Regions from separate parts of the Homo sapiens genome. Here region 2 is linked to region 1. Evidence: chromatin loops called from intact Hi-C (ENCODE). Cell type or tissue: HepG2. All regions are shown on one strand. Each heading gives the region's core, and the rest is flanking DNA. Links, peaks and the distances in the headings are about the cores only.

What was found. Peaks named below come from ENCODE experiments on the same cell type or tissue, not always from the same donor. Only the 100,000 strongest peaks of a DNase experiment are listed, where the experiment ranks them.
Region 2: a loop joins it to region 1, with 6 times the contacts of the local background. A loop is called at or near these places in 7 of 110 quality-filtered maps.

Annotation. Positions count from the first base shown.
Region 1 is chr18:8,693,849-8,702,727 of GRCh38, reverse strand. GACAT2 (gastric cancer associated transcript 2) reads left to right here. Exons shown (of 2, transcript NR_120598.1): 2 at 6,607-6,872. Among named protein-coding and RNA genes, the nearest start is that of MTCL1, 7.3 kb to the left of the region's middle. In HepG2, for the core only: a CTCF peak has its summit at 5,777 (motif pointing left); no DNase peak of the experiment used is centred there.
Region 2 is chr18:8,877,376-8,886,254 of GRCh38, reverse strand. No RefSeq gene overlaps it. Among named protein-coding and RNA genes, the nearest start is that of GACAT2, 170 kb to the right of the region's middle. In HepG2, for the core only: a CTCF peak has its summit at 3,543 (motif pointing left); no DNase peak of the experiment used is centred there.

The sequences.
Region 1 (8,879 bases), core at 4,237-6,736:
AGATGTTTTTTAAAGTCACTCAAAAAAAAAAAGAAAAGAAAAGAAAAAGAAAAAGTGGTCCAGGCGTGGTGGCTCACGCCTGTAATCCCAGCATTTTGGGAGGCCAAGGTGGGCAGATAGCTTGAGCTCAGGAGTTGGAGATCAGCCTGGGCAACATGGCAAAATCCTGTCTCTACCAAAAAAACACAAAAATACAAAAATAAGCTGGGCATGGTGGCATACACCTGTAGTTCCAGCTACTTGAGAGGCTGAGGCAGGAGGCTCCCTCAAGCCCAGGAGGGGAGGTTGCAGTGAGCCATGATCATGCCACTGCACTCCAGCCTGGGTGATGGGAGTGAAACCCTGTCTCAAAAAAATGGGAAGGAAGGAAGGGAGGGAAGGAGGCAGGGAGGGAGGGAGGGAAAGAAGGGAAGGGAAGGGAGGAAGGGAAGGAGGGAGCAAAGAAAGGAAATACTTGATTTTAAATTCTTTTTCTGTTAAATCAAATTAATCTAAAGGTAATAGAGGATTTACTATTTAAGGGAACCATAGAGTGCTTATTCTGTGAAATAACAAAACCCAGCATGGGCGTGCCTGTTTTCATCTGCGTGCCCTCAGATCCAGTCTTGCCCCTCTGCTACTCTGATGTGAGTGGAAGTGTGGGTTTCCAGGCCGCTGGGTTTGCTGATTGGGTTTGGCCAGTGGAGGTGCCGTCAGGAGATGGGAGTGGACCCAGAAGGAAGAAACCAGGTTATTTCTTACTCTCTCTGCTGCAGGCGGCTTCTCTGGCAGTGGCTGGGTCTCTGTGAGGAGTGGATTTCTGAGGTTCCAGCCATCACTGGATGGACTACTCCTCCTGGTAGCTTTTCGTCCTCCACTGCCTCGTATCAAGGGTGGTGGTGCCTTCCTGTGCTTGCAGATCTCCGGGTTGCTTCACTGTGGCTGATTCCCTGCATTGCAACCCTGGATTGTAAATGCTGGCACAAGGCCCAGGGCCCCATCGTCTCATTCCTCTGCAGAGGCCCAAATACTGTCCTAGGGAGCTGCGTGCAGCAGTGGTGTGATGAGTAATGTTTGTGTGGCTGTGTTCACAACCTCTTTGTCCAAGAACGGTGTGGTATGGTGACAAGACCTGAGGCTTTGACACCAGGTAAATCTGGGTTCAAATCCTGCCCAAGTCATTTGCTGTCTGTGTGGCCTTGGGTAAGGTATTGTTATCAAGTCATCATCATCATTTAACACCAGTGAAATAATCTTCAGAATCATCATCATTATTTAACACCAGTGAAATAATCTTCAAAACTCTTAAAATATGAGCAAACCAGATTTTTCACTCAGATTCCAAACTCTCACTCAGAGAGTTAGAAATCTATTCTGTGTCTATACAGTTATATAAAGAGAAATGAATTCTTTTTTTACTTGGTTTGACTCATAGACAAAAAAAAAAATGTGACTTACTCAGGACTATACTTCACTCTATACTCCCAGGCAGAATTATATGCAGAATTTCTATACCTTTAATACATTGTCCAAACCCAGGCATATGTGTATCTTCCAGTTTTTCCCCTTATTTTAACAGAAAGGCACATTTAAAATATGAAAGCATTCCTGGTTGAAGTCATGAGAAATCATGAAATCATACTCTTTGAAAAGAATGGAAAGAAGAGGGAATTTTTCAGAGTGAGTGGCTTTTTGGGCACTGCAAGAAAGTTAACCTTAAAAAGAGACAACCTAATAATGCCTGATCCCCCCGCCTCCCCACCACCCGCCAAGGTTGAAGCTGGAGTCTGCATCCAACACTGGGGTCTGTGGGGACCTCCCAGCTCTCTTTGCAAGGGTGATTGCCAAAATGCCACATGGGACCTGAAAAAGGCTTCATGTCCAGATTGGCAGCTGTGCATGGCATTGGTGGTGACAATGACAATAACTTAAGAGGCTCTTAAACCTTGAGGTCATTAAAATCTCCTGGTGAGACTGTTAAAAATGCAAATTATCTGGCCACATCCCCAGGGATCTGATTTAAGAGATATGAGCCCAGAAAGCTGTATTATTATTATTATTATTATTATTATTATTATTATTATTATTTTGAGGTGGAATCTTGTTCTGTTGCCCAGGCTAAAGTGCAGTGGAACGATCTTGGCTCACTGCAACCTCCGCCTCCTGGACTCAAGCGACTCTTCTGCCTCAGCCTCCTGAGTAGCTGAGATTACAGGTATCCGCCACCACGCCCAGCTAATTTTTTGTATTTTCAGTAGAGACAGGGTTTCGCCATGTTGGCCAGGCTGGTCTCAAACTCCTGACCTCAAATGATCCGCACGCCTCAGAGTCCCAAAGTGCTGGGATTACAGGTGTGAGCCACTACGCCCGGCCGGAAGGCTGTATTTTTAACAAATACTTTTGATGCAAGTAATTATCTTACTTCCCATTGAAAAACACTGTGTTAGTGTTTCTTTTTTCTCTCTTCCTTCTTTTTTTTTTTTTTTTTTTTTTAAAAAGACAAGGTTTTGCTTGGTCACCCAGGCTGGAGCAGAGTGTGCAATCATAGCTCACTGCAGACTCCAAATCCTGGGCTCCAGTGATCCTCCCACCTCAGCTTGCCAAGTAGCTGAGACCACAGACACATGTGTTAGTGTTTCTACACAGGTCCAAGTGTCACATGGCTTGTCATGTGCGTTCTTCCTATTTCTGTTCAAAACTCCTTCCAATACTGTGCGGGATGACCCACCTCTATGCATGTGAGATGCTGGGTGATGGATATTTGCTCACTTAAATCTGAACTAGAGAGTCCCAACCTAAGGTGTGCTCTAGAGTCTGCTGGGAGAACAGGGGAGTCTCCCTGTGACATGAGAACCAGAGGAAGTAGAGAGGTGAAGGTGTAAGGAGGCCCTTTCCCTCCTGACCAGTGGTTCTTCATGGGGGTGGAAGCACCCACAGGGAGCATTCTAGACGTATATTGGGGTGTTTTCTCTTGTCATAACAACTGGATTGGAGGGCACTACTGGCATTTAAGTGAGGGAAGGGGAATAGTCAGGGGGGCTAGATATCTTGCAGTGTGCCCAGAGAAGGGTCGTCCTAGGCGGGATGAGGTGACTCACACTTGTAATCCTAGCACTTTGCGTGGCTGAGGTGGTGGATCACTTGAGTCCAGGAGTTTGAGACCAGCCTGGCCAACATGATGAAACCCTGTCTCTACTAAAAATACAAAAATTAGCCTGTCATGGTGGCATGTGCCCGTAATTCCAGCTACTCGGGAGGCTGAGGTGGGAGAGTCGCTTGAACCGAGGAGGCAGAGGTTGCAGTGAGCTGAGATCTCGCCACTGTACTCCAGCCTGGGTGATGGAGTGAGACTCCATCTCAGAAAAAGAAAAAAAAAAAGAGTCATCTCTCCTGCTACAGGACTTCCAAGTAAGAGTCCTCTGAAACATTCACGTGGGTAAAAAAATCTGTTTATCATTATCTAAGGCTAGAAGTACATGTTTTACACATAAACACAATACTTTTACATATAAAGCAGTATTTTTTAAGTTTTTAAAATATTTTTTAAAAGTTAATATAACTATTAATTGACAAATCATAATTATCATAATTACATTGACAGAGTACACCGTGTTGTTTTGATATATGTATACTAAAGCAGTATGTTTTTAGGGTTGTTTTACCATCAACTGAATTTTTTTTTAGGAATGAAACCACAGTAGAAATCAAGACTGGGCTGGGCACAGTGGCTCACGCCTATAATCCCAGCACTTTGGGAGGCCGAGGGCAGTGGATCATTTGAGGTCAGGAGTTTGAGACCAGCCTGCCTAACATAGCGAAACCCCATCTCTACTGAAAATACAACAAATTAGCCGGATGTGGTGGCACATGCCTGTAATTCCAGCTACTCGGGAGGGTGAGGCAGGAGAATCACTTGAACCCAGGAGGTGGAGGTTGCAGTGAGCCGAGATCGCACCACTGCACTGGGTGAGAAAGGGAGAGTCTGTTTCAAAACAACACAAAGAAAATAAAAATAAAATAAAGACTGCATTTTATTTGGAGATTTTCAATGCATTTTTTATCTTTGATCATTGCATTGAGGGAGTGCCACTCAAGGGACTGGAGTCATGAATAGAACCCACCTGTATTTGTCCGTGTTTTAGCAGTTGCTTCTATGTAGAGCATCTGACTACTTCATTATATATTTTGTAGTATATATGTACCTAAGCTTTATATATTGAAATAGATATTATTTTGTTATAAGTTGGTTTCTTATTATTTCTTTTTTGTATTACCATTAGAGAAGTATATCAGTTTTTAAAAATATACGGTTAGGGGAGTGACAACCACAAGTAGTGATTCTCATTTCAAGAAATTAAATGGCTACAAAACTGGTGTCCAGAATATATAAAGAACCCTTGCAACTCAGCAATAAAAAGACAAGTAACACAATTTTAAAATGTTCAAAGGATTTGAATAGACATTTCTTCAAAGAAGATATATAAATCACCAATGAGCATATGAAAATGTACTCAACTTCATTGGTCATTAGAGAAATGCAAATAGAAGTCACACCCATTAGGATGGCTAAAATAAAAAAAGATGAACAATAACAAATGTTGGCAAGTATGTGGAAAAATTAGAACCCTCATACACTGTGGATGGGAATGTAAAATGGTGCAGACACTTTGGAAAGTTGGCTATTCCTCAGAGATTTACCATATGACACAGCAATTCTACTCTTAGGTGTATACCCAAGACAATTAAAAAGATATATACAGGCCGGGCGCGGTGGCTCAGGCCTGTGGTCCCAGCACTTTGGGAGGCCGAGGCGGGTGGATCGCGGGGTCAGAAGATCGAGGCCGTCCTGGCTGATACGGTGGAACCCCGTCTCTACTAAGAGTACGAAAAATTAGCCGGGCGTGGTGGGGGGCGCCTGTGGTCCCAGCTACTTGGGAGGCTGAGGCAGGAGAATGGCGTGAACCTGGCGGGCGGAGCTTGCAGTGAGCCGGGATTGCGCCACTGCACTCCACCCTGGGCGACGGAGCGAGACTCCGTCTCAAAAAAAAAAAAAAAAAGATATATACACAGAAAAACTTGTACATAGATGTTCATAGTAGTATTCCAATACACATGCCCATCAGTAGATGAATGGATAAGCAAAACGTGGTATATTAATAAATGAAATATTATCCAGCCACAAAAAGCAATGAAGTACTGATACATGATCCAATATGGATGGACCTTGAAAACTATACTAAATGAAAGAAACCAGCCACAAAAGGCCACATAGTACATGATTACATTTGTATAAAATGTCCAGAATTAGCAATTCCATAAAGACAGAAAGTAGATTAGTAGTTGCCAAGGGCTGAGGGAAGGAGGAATGGGAGTGACTGCTGCTAATGGGTACAGGGTTTCTTTTTGGGGTGAGAAAAGTGTTCTGGAATTACATAATGATGATAGTTGTATAACTTTGTGAATATACTAAGACACACTGAATTGTATCTTTTAAAAAGTTAAATTTTATGGTACGTGAATGATACCTCATTAAAATAGTTACATGAGAAAAAAAGGCAAAATACAGGGTATAATTCAAGAATTTTAATTTTTAAATATAAAGTATTTATAGCCAAATTTGATTTACTTTTAAAATATGTCTTATTAAATAGTTTAATAAAAGCAAAACTGTTCTAGCAAAAAAAAAAAAGAAATTAAATGGCATTTGTAAAAAAAAAAAAAAAAAAAGCAGGTGGGGCTCTGGGGCTGGCAGGGTTGAGAAAGAGACAGCTCCTGCCCCGAGAGAGCCGCGATGTCCCGGAGGGTGCCCCCTTGTGGTGGCTTTTGGGATGGCACCCTTCCCCACTGGGATAAAATAGAATCTATTATGGAATGGTCAGCCCCACGGTGATGGGTGTATGTATAATTTAAAACAGCCTCCAGGTGGTTCTAAGAATCTTCTTTCATCAGAGGAGGCAGAATTCCCTTATACAACCTTTTGGCATGTTTGCTACATGTTTGCAACCTTTTGGCATATTGCCTTGAAATTGAACATTTGAACTCTTTTTCTCTTAAAACATAACTGCTAAACTTTCAAAAATTATCCTGGGATTCTAAGCTTGTTGCACAGGAAAAATACGTTGTTATGTAAGGAAAACTAATCAAAGTTCTCTACCTTTCCTGGTCAGCAGCATGTGTTTCCAAAAAATTTAAGAGAAATTAATGGGTTAATTGAGAACATTCTACATCTCACCATGTTTGCTCTTATCATAATTCACCATTGCTGATTTCTCTACCTACAGAGTTGCTGAACCTGGCTTGATTTTCCCATAGAACTGAAGCCTGAGGAACTTATATTTGTTTTGTCTGAGTTTCTTTCTCGGGAAACCAACCATCAGGGCTCCCAGATAGTATCAGGGAACTGAAACTTTTCAGATGATGGCATCCAGTCATGAGATGCACCTGCTGCCTGTTGACCAATTCCTCTTCTTTACCTCTCTCTAACCCCCTGCTATATAAACCCCTAACTTTAGATAGTTAGGGAGATAGATTTGAGACTGGTCTCCCATGTCCCAGCTGATGTCACCTGCATTAAAGCCTTTCTTCCCCAGCAATACTCATCATCTCAGTGATTGGCTTTCTCTACAGTGACAACTGGACCTGGCCCGAACCCCTGGCATCTGGCAACATTATTACCTGTCGAAACAGAAGTAGAGATTTGAAATAGAGGATGCCTGTTCCCATTTCCTCCTGCTGTCTGGAAGGAAGTCTGGCTTTCCAGCCCAACTCTAAGCTCATCTTTACATACAAAATAAGGGTATGTTTACATGGAAAGCAAAAATAGAACCATGGATTTACAGAAGGTTCCATAGCAGCAAATAACAGTGCTTATGAAATAAACATTTTAAATATTATTCCTGTGTAAAATTATTGTCAGGCATACTTTACCAATGAAGAGATAGAACAATGTGGGTTCTATGCCTGGACACAATGATTTGTTTAGTGACCTTGCACAAAATAGGCTCAGTCTTCCTGGGCCTTAGAGGCCTTGTCTATAAAATTAAGGAGTGGAATTTAAATAAGCTTTAATATTATTCCCAGCTTTATGAATCTGAGTAAGGTTGACTTAAAAGTGTTATTTTTATTACTTTTTACATTACTTTTTTTTTGAAATGGAGTTTCGCTCTTGTCGCCCGGGCTGGAGTGCAGTGTCATGATATTGGCCCATTGCATCCTCCGCCCCCTAGGTTCAAGTGATTCTCCTGCCTCAGCCTCCTGAGTAGCTGGGATTACAGGTGCGCGCCACCATGCCTGGCTAATTTTTTGTATTTTTAGTAGAGACAGGGTTTCTCCACGTTGGCCAGGCTGGTCTCAAACTCCTGACCTCAGGTGATCCACCCCCCCTCAGCCTCCCAAAGTGCTGGGATTACAGGCGTGAGCCACTGTGCCCCACCCTTTTTACATTACTTTTAATGGCAAAAACCACAATTGCTTTTGCACCAACCTAATAATTCTCAGTATGGCATTATTCACAACAAACTTTAGGTCGCCTGTGTTCAGCCATTTTTGTGTCACCATAAAGAAATAACCTGAGGCTGGGTAATTTATAAAGATAAGAGGTTTAATTGGCTTATGGTTCTGCAGGCTACGCCAGCCTGGCTCCGGCATCTGCTTCTGGTGAGGGCCTCAGGGAGCTTCCAATAACGCTTTAAGGTGACAGGGAGCAGGCGCCACGTGGTGAGCGTGGGAACAAGAGTTGGGGGAGGTGCCACACACTTCTAAATAACCAGATCTCGTGTGAACTCAGAGCGAGAACTCACTCATCACTGAGGGAATGGTGCTAAGCCACGCATGAAGAATCCCCCCCCATGATCCAAACACCCCCCCCCAGGCCCACTTCCAACACTGGAGGTCACCATTTAATGTGACATTTGGAGGGGACGAAACATCTAAACCATATCATCACCTCTGTTCATTCTCAGACAAAATATACTCAAAGGATGTTAACTAATCTTAATAGAATAGCATAATTAGGAAGGTTAATATGATGGAATTAATATAACAGATGTTGGTGAGCCAAAAAAGCAAACTCAGTTGCCTCCCACTCTACCCTCACAACACAATTCTGATGCCAAATGTGCAGGGATTTTTCCCCAGCAAACAAGCAATTAATTCTGCAGTGGACATCAGCTGGGTGTCCTCTAGTTCAATTCAATTCTGACACTGTCCACCTAGAGATGGCCTCAGATTACAGAGGTTGAGGCCCCAGCCCCATAAGGCCACCCACCATACTTCTGATGCTCATCAAAAGCCCCAGGCTGTGACCTGTGCTTCCAATCTGGCTATGAATCAGAATTCCCATGACCCTGTTCTTGGGTTTGATTGATTTGCTGGAGCAGCTCACAGAACCCAGGGAAACATGTTTACTGTTATAAAGGATATTATAAAGGACACAGAAGAAAAGATGCATAGGGTGAAGTATGGGGAAAGCGACATGGAGCTTCCATGGGCATACCAGCCTCCAGGAACCTCCACGAGTTCAGCGATCCAGAAGCTCCCTGAACCCAGTCCTTTTGGGTTTTTATGGAGGCTTCATTAAGTAGGCATGAGTGATTAAACCATTGGCCATTGCTGATCAACTTAACCTTCAGCCCTTCCCCGCTCCCCGGAGATTGGGAGGTGGGGTTGAAAGTCCCAACTCCATAATCCTGTCTTGGTTTTTCCAGTGACAGCCCCCATCCTGAAGCTACAGAAAGGCATTTATCACTTTGAAGAGTCCAAGGATTTTAGGAGCTATATACCAGGAGAGGGGGAGGAAAACCAAATACATGTTTCACAATATCCCAGTTAGTTCTACATATTCCTGATGACCTTATTGGGGTAGAATGTTGAGTGTTAGCCATGGTTTTGTGTTTTTCAAT
Region 2 (8,879 bases), core at 2,211-4,710, 190 kb before region 1:
AAACTAGGTATTCATGGGACTTATCTCAAAATAATGAGAGCTATTTATGACAAACCCACAGCCAATATCATACTGAATGGGCAAAAACTGGAAGTGCTCCCTTTGAAAACTGGCACAAGACAGGGATGCCCTCTCTCACCACTCCTATTCGACATAGTGTTGGAAGTTCTGGCCAGGGCAATCAGGCAAGAGAAAGAAAGAAAGGGTATTCAATTAGGAAAAGAGAAAGTCAAATTGTCCCTGTTTGCAGATGACATGATTGTATATTTAGAAAACCCCATCATCTCAGTCCAAGATCTCCTTAAGCTGATAAGCAACTTCAGCAAAGTCTCAGGATACAAAATCAATGTGCAAAAATCACAAGCATTCCTGTACACCAATAACAGACAAACAGAGAGTCAAATCATGAGTGAAGTCCCATTCACAATTGCTTCAAAGAGAATAAAATACCTAGGAATCCAACTTACAAGGGATGTGAAGGACCTCTTCAAGGAGAACAACAAACTACTGCTCAACAAAATAAAAGAGGGCACAAACAAATGGAAGAACATTCCATGCTCACAGATAGGAAGAATCAATATTGTGAAAATGGCCATACTGCCCAAGGTGATTTATAGATTCAATGACATCCCCATCAAGCTACCAATGACTTTCTTCACAGAATTGGAAAAAACTACTTTAAAGTTCATATGGAACCAAAAAAGAGCTCACATTACCAAGTCAGTCCTAAGCCAAAAGAACAAAGCTGGAGGCATCATGCTACCTGATTTCAAACTATACTACAAGGCTACAGTAACCAAAACAGCATGGTACTGGTACCAAAACAGCATGGTACTGGTACCAAAATAGAGATATTGACAAATGGAACAGAATAGAGCCCTTGAAAATAATACCACACATCTACAACCATCTGGACTTTGACATACGTGACAAAAACAAGAAATGGGGAAAGGATTCCCTATTTAATACATGGTGCTGGGAAAGCTGGCTAGCCATATGTAGAAAGCTGAAACTGGATCCCTTCCTTACACCTTATACAAAAATTAATTCAAGATGGATTAAAGACTTAAATGTTAGACCTAAAACCATAAAAACCCTAGAAGAAAACCTAGGCAATACCATTCAGGACATAGGCATGGATAAGGACTTCATGACTAAAACACCAAAAGCAATGGCAACAAAAGCCAAAATTGACAAATGGGATCTAATTAAACTAAAGAGCTTCTGCACAGCAAAAGAAACTACCTTCAGAGTGAACAGGCAACCTACAGAATGGGAGAAAATTTTTACAATCTACCCATCTGACAAAGGGCGAATATCCAGAATCTACAAAGAATTTAAACAAATTTACAAGAAAAAAACAAACAACCCCATCAACAAGTGGGTGAAGGATATGAACAGACACTTCTCAAAAGAAGACATTTATGCAGCCAAGAGACACATGAAAAAATGTTCCTCATCACTGGCCATCAGAGAAATGCAAATCAAAACCACTGTGAGATACCATCACATACCAGTTCAAATGGCGATCATTAAAAAGTCCAGAAACAACAGGTGCTGGAGAGGATGTGGAGAAATAGGAACACTTTTACACTGTTGGTGGGACTGTAAACTAGTTCAACCATTGTGGAAGACAGTGTGGCAATTCCTCAAGGATCTAGAATTAGAAATACCATTTGACCCAGCCATCCCATTACTGGATATATACCCAAAGGATTATAAATCATGCTGCTATAAAGACACATGCACACGTATGTTTATTGCGGCACTATTCACAGTAGCAAAGACTTGAACCAACCCAAATGTCCAACAACGATAGACTGGATTAAGAAAATGTGGCACATATACACCATGGAATACTATGCAGCCATAAAAAAGGATGAGTTCATGTCCTTTGTAGGGACATGGATGAAGCTGGAAACCATCATTCTGAGCAAACTATTGCAAGGACAGAAAACCAAACACCGCATGTTCTCACTCATAGGTGGGATTTGAACAATGAGAACACTTGGACGCAGGGTGGGGAATGTCATACACCAGGGCCTATCGTGGAGTGGGGGGAGGGGGGAGGGATAGCATTAAGAGATATACCTAATGTAAATGACGAGTTAACAGGTAAAGCACACAAACATGGCACATGTATACATATGTAACAAACCTGCACGTTGTGCACACATGCCCTAGAACTTAAAGTATAATGATGATGATAATAATAATAATAAAGAAGATATGCATCAGGCTTCATGTGTCAAAATGCCTGCCTTATCCTATCTTTCCATCTTATTTATTTATTTTTTGAGATGAAGTTTCACTCTTATCGCCCAGGCTGGAGTGCAAAGGCACGATCTCGGCTCACTGCAACCTCTGCCTTCCAGGTTCAAGCAATTCCCTGCCTCAGTCTCCTGAGTAGCTGGGATTACAGGCATGCACCACCATGCCTGGCTAATTTTGTATTTTTAGTAGAGATGGGGTTTTGCCATGTTGGTCAGGCTGGTCTCAAACTCCTGACCTCAAGTGATCTGCCTGCCTTGGCCTCCCAAGGTGCTGGGATTACAGGTGTGAGCCACTGTGTCCAGCCCATCTTATTTAATTTTTATACCTCCTTTGGGAAGCCAAGGTGAAAGAATCACTTGAGGCCAGGAGTTTGAGACCAGCCTGGGTGAAATAGTAAGACCCTGTCTCTACAAAAAAAAAAAAATGAGAAAATTAGCCGGGTGTGTAGCCTGTAGTCCCAGCTACTCAAGAGGCTGAAGCACAAGGATCACTTGAGCCCAGGAGTTCAAGGCTGTGGTAAGCTATGATCAAGCAACTGAACTCCAGCCTGGATGACACAGCAAGCCTTTGTCTCTAAAAAAATAAAAAATAAATAAAAAATTTTATATACATTAAGATTTAAAGGCCATGAAAGTTGTTCTTCAATAGAAAACTACGTTAGTGTTAGATATAAGTTCTAATTTTCTCTTCAAAGAATCAGCATGTCAGTATGTTTAATTCTTTGCCTTCTACTTTTAAACTTAACTTCCTCGTAAAGCAACTTTTTTCGATTACTTACTCCACCCTGACTCATTCTGATTATCTACTCCACTCTGACTCATTCCAATCACCTGCTCCACTCTAACTTATTCAGATTACCTGCTACCTGCTCCGCCCTGACTCGTTCTTCACCCTGCTTAACCATTTTTTCCTGCCAAAACACCCACCCCCTCACCCTCTTTAAATTAGCCAATCGGAATTATTTTAGCCTGTGCAGTCTAACCCTAGCCAATAGGGGAACGACACAGCAGCAGGTGCCACGTGCGTCAGGGATAAGAACCTCTTCCCCTCCCTTGTCCAAGTGTGTGCTCACCATTGCTCCATCTATAAGGGTGCACCCTTCTATAGAAGTAACTTGCCTCGCTGAGAATTAAAATTTTATATTTGAGTGCTATTTCTTTTGTGGCATTGAAACTTTATATATAACAATTTGGGGGCTCGCCCATGATTGCATTCCCCTCTTGGGATGGTCTCTGGTTCTGTCTCGTGAGGAGGCGCGCCCCGCCCCCTTGTGGCAGCCTCAGGGGTGAGAAATGATTCCTCAGTATGGGAATAACCCAAGCTCTCAGCAACATGGAAAAAAAAATAAAGGCAAGAACTTTCCAGTGGGGAAATTGAGCCTTATCCCAAAAGGCAAGAAATTTCCAGTGAGGAAATTGAGCCTCACCCCAAAACACAAGAAATTTCCAGTGGGGAAATTGAGCCTCACCCCAAAACACAAGAAATTTCCAGTGGGGAAACTGAGCCTCACCCCAAAAGGTGAGAAATTTCCAGTAGGGGAAATTGAACCTTGAACCTTACCCCAAAACCATCAAGATGGGAAATACACCAAGCAAGAGAGGGAGCAAGGAGGATAAAGATGGTAACAAAGATATCACTCTGGATAGCCCCCTAGGTCTCATGCTAAAACACTGGAAGGCTAATGAAAGGACTAAACATAGGAAAAAGCAACAAATGATAAAATATTGCTGTTTTCTTTGGACTCAGGGACCCATCCTCAAACCCTCAATCTTCTGGCCGAAGTTTAGGTCGAATGAGGATGCAATGTGTCAGTTTCTAATCTGATATGTTAATGATAGAAGTCCAGTGTCTCAAGAAGAACTAGGCTATGGAGGCAAGGACCTGCCCTCCTTTTTCCCTTAAAAACAAATAGGGAAGAACCCAATCTGGCACCTCAAAATGAAAAGTCAGAGGAGCCAGCTCTCATGCCTAAAAATTCCAGCACATGGGATCCCCTAGACTATCTTCCCCCATTCAGTGTCCCCAATTTTTCCCCTCAGACAGCCACTGCTGCCTCAGATCCCATTCCAAATTCCTCCTCTACTCACATTATCCCTCCTCCTTATAACCCTGACTCTTGGGAATTACCATCCCATCAGCCTGTTCTCTCCCAACCTAAATACCCCTCTCTAAAAGGACTCCAGCATGAGGTAGAACAATGTAAAAAAGATATTCAGGATTTCCCATTTCCCTTGGTACCTAAGAGGTCAGCCCCAGTGCTCTTCGCTTTGAAAGAGGTACCACAAGGAGGGGGTGGCCATTGGCTTTGTAAATACTCCCCTAACCAGTTCAGAAGTCCAGAATTTTTTTTAAAAAGGAGCTTAAACTGCTACTAGGTGACCCTTACGGTGTGGCAGACCAAATTGAGCAATTCTTAGGACCTCAGTTGTAAACTTGGGTTGAGTTAATGTCCATCTTGGGTGTCCTCTTTTTAGGGGAAGAAAGAGTAGCTCCACTACTGCAGGTCCTTCCCCTAGGGGAAAGGGAAGGAGAGAGGAGAACAGCAGCATAAGCAGCTGGCAGAGGCAGGGAAAGAACAGTAGAGAGGAAAGAGAGAAAGAGAGGGGAAAGAGAAAGAGAGAGCAGAAAGAAAGAGAGAGACAGAAAGAGAGGCGGAGAGAGAGGAAGAGACAGAAAGACAAAGAGGGAGTCAAAGAGAGAGATAGGCAGAGAGAGAGAGGAAGAGACAGAGAGACAAAGAGGGGGTCAAAGAAAGAGAAAGAGACAGAAAGTCAAAGAGAGAAAGAGAGAAGTAGTAAAGAGAAAACAGTGTAACCTATTCCTTTAAAAGCCAGGGTAAATTTAAAACCTGTAATTGATAATTGAAGGTCTTCTCCATGAGCTTATAACACCCCAATACTACCTTGTTGTCAGTATAAACAAGGGCATAGCCGGAAAGCACTGAGGCCTTCCTATCAAAAATCATTAACCCAGTAACTTGTGGATGGCCCAAATGCATTTAATCTGTAGCTGCAACTGCTTTGCTAGCAGAAGAAAGTAGAAAAATAGCTTTTAGAGGAAACCTCATTGTGAGCACAACTCCCCAGTTCAGAACCATCCTAAGTCAAAAAAAAAAAAAAAAAAAAAGCAAAAATGTAGCTTACTAACTCAAAAATCTTGAAGTATGGGACTATTCTGTTAGAAAAAGATGATTTAACATTAGCCACTGATAATTCCCTTAACCCAGCAGGTTTCCTAACAGGGGATCTAAATCTTAATTAATTACCATACAAAGGTCTGACCAGACCTAGGAGGAACTCCCTTTAGGACAGTTCCCGGGAGGACAGATGGTTCCTCCCGGGTGGGTGACTGAGGGAAAAAGACACAATAGGTATTCAGTAATTGATAGGGAAACTCTTGTAAAAGCAGAGTTAGGAAAATTGCCTGATAATTGGTCTACTCCAAGGTTTGAGCTGTTTCCACTCAGCCAAGCCTTAAAGTACTTACAGAACCAGGAAAGAACCATCTATACCAATTCTAAATTTGGACTAAACAAAGTCTTATTAACAGCAAAGGATAATTGAAATCCAAAACTTACAAGGTTTTCAACAAAAGTAAAGTTTGCTCAAAGTTAACAGTGTAACATGTATTATCCTAACTTCAAATCTTATGGCCTTAGGCAGTCTAGTCCACAGACAGGAAGGAAGTTCGCTTTGGAAAAGAATGGTTATCATCTTTAGGGGGAAAAAAGTGGGGGTGTGGGGTGGGGGGGAGAATTTATGTAAAAATAATGTTATATGGTAAATTCTTATCCTAAAATAAATTAACTGGTTGTTTAAAGAAAAGGATGTTTGCAACAAGTCACAAAGTTGAGGCGTGTCAAAGAATTGTCTGTGAAAATCATGAAAAAAAAAGTTATAAAGGGAATTTATGCAAGAAATGTTGTAGAATTTAAAAGTAATTAGGCCTCCTCAATGTAAAAATATTGAAGAAGTAGTTTATGTGCAAGGTGAATAAGGTAAGTAAAATATACCTTTGGTAAAAGGATTATAAGGAGGCATAAGAATGTGGATTTTTACCTACATTAAAAACTTTAAAAAAATATTTTGTTTTAAAGGTTTTAGCAAGTTTTGAAACATTAATTGTAAAGGAAATTCTGTGTGTAAACATATTGGTTAAAGTTAAAGAGGTATCATCCAGTTTTTCTGTGAACTGGACATTAAAATAAAAGCTCAACAGGTTTTTCTTAAAGCACTAACCCGCTCTTTAACAGAAATTATAAAAGGTTAAAGAGTCTATAAAAATCTTACCTTATGGTCAGACATTAAAAAGTGAATAAATATGTCTACAAAGTTTTATTAAAACTAAGTTTAACATTAATAACACACTAATATAAAGGTGAAATATAGCTTATCTGGTATGAAAACCATACAGGAAGCATTGTCAAATATAAAATATAAAATTGTCAAATATAAAAATGTTTGGCTTTCTTTGGTCTAAAAACCAATAAAAAGAGGTGCTAACGGAAATTTCTCAGTAAGAAGGCACCAAGGACTATAAAGTCCACTGCTGATGTCCCTACAATTAAAACAAAAGGTCAATTTCTTAGAAATTATATACTTGGTGTATCTTCCACTTTCCTTTCCTTCAAAACTAAAAGTCTTTTAGCACAGGTACCACCCCTAGAATTTCCGGTAAACCAGCACCAGCCTGAAGAACATGTTTTCATCAAAGAGTGGAAAGAAGAAAAACTCGAGCCAGCCTGAGAAGGACCATATCTTGTGCTGCTAACCACTGACACTGCTGTTCATACAGCAAAAAAGGGATGGACTCATAACACCTGAGTCAAGAAAGCGCCACCGCCTCCAGAGTTGTGGGCCATAGCCCCAGGGGAAAACCCTACCAAATTAAAGCTAAGAACAATTTAATTCTCTTTCATTTATTCTGTTACTCTTTCTTCTTTCCTCACTCTATTGTTGACCACCTAGTTATTAACATAACCAAGTCAATTTCACCTCAAACTATTGCATTTAATACTTGCCTTGTTATACCCTGTGGGGACTTGTCAAGTCAAAGACAGCTCTCTCCTTCAGAAAAGTACCTCTGTCCCTCCTGACTCTCTTCAGACTGGGCATTAGTAAACTAGGACCATTTAATCTGGGGAGATATCGATAAAGACCCCAGTGTCAACCAGGAGTCTTGCCCCCGGATGTAGTGCTTTTATGCCATAGTTGGTCCAACATTCTGTGGGCCACTAAAGAGCAAGGATGGACTGCCCCAACTGGTTTTTGTAATTTCCTAAAACCATACCTTCATTTTACTGGAAGATCATAGAAGTTAAAGACTTAAAACAAACTTTGGCAATTAAGGCAGATACCAAGATGCAAACGCCTGGTTGGAATGGATTAAATATTCCATCCACACGTTAAACAAAAGCAATTGTTATTATGCTTGTGCACACGGCAGGCCAGAGGAACAGACTGTCCCCTTTCCTCTAAGGTGGTCCTTAGAGGCATGGGCTGCATGGTGGCTCTTTTCCAGGATTCTACAGCCTGGAGTAATAAGTCATGCCAAGCTCTCTCTCTGCTATATCCCGGAGTCCGGCACCCTGCGGGTCAGCCCCTGAGGGCCATCCAGCTTCCATCTCCCAACACTAAGTTCACTTTGTGTCTCTCATGACAGGGGGAAAACTTAGCATTCCTTGGAGACCTGAAGGGATGCAGTGAGCGTAAGGATTTTCAAGAGCTTATCAATCAGTCAGCCCTTGTTCATCCCCGAGCAGATGTGTGGTGGTATTGTGGTGGACTTTTAGTGGACACTCTGCCAAATAACTGGGGTGACACTTGTGCTTTAGTCCAATTGGCTGTCCCTTTCACCCTGGCATTTCATCAACCAGAGGAAGGAAAAATGAAGCATCGTAAAGCTAGAGAAGCCCCTTATGGGTCTTTCCACTCTCACGTCTATTTAGACACAATTAGAGTCCCATGGGGAATACCAGATCAATTTAAAGCCCAAAATCAAATAGCTGCAGGATTTGAGTCAATATTTCAGTGGGTGACAATTAATAAAAATGTAGATTGAATAAACCAAATCTACTACAACCAACAGCGATTTATTAACTACACTAGAGATGCTGTTAAAGAAATAGCTGTAAAATTAGGTGCTACTAGCCAGAGGGCGTGCGAAAATAGGATAGCCTTAGACATGATATCAGCAGAAAGAGGAGGAGTTTGCATCACGGTTAAAACTCAATGTTGCACCTTCATCCCAAACAACACCGCCCCTAATGGAAGTATAACAAAAGCATTGCAAGGTCTGACTGCTCTATCCAATGAGTTAGCCAGCAACTCAGGGGTAAATGACCCCTTTACAGGATGGCTAGAAAAGTAGTTTGGTAAATGGAAAGGAATAATAGCCTCAATTCTTATTTCTCTCGCAGCTGTAATAGGTGTACTTATTCTTGTCGGGTGCTGTGTCATGCTGTGCATCCGTAAGTTGGCACAGAGGCTCATAGAAATGGCACTTACTAAAACCTCCCTTAACTATCCTTCACCTTATCCAAAGAAGCTTCTTCTTTTGGAAAATCAAGCAGAACAAATAAGCCAAGACATGTTAAAAAAAAGTCT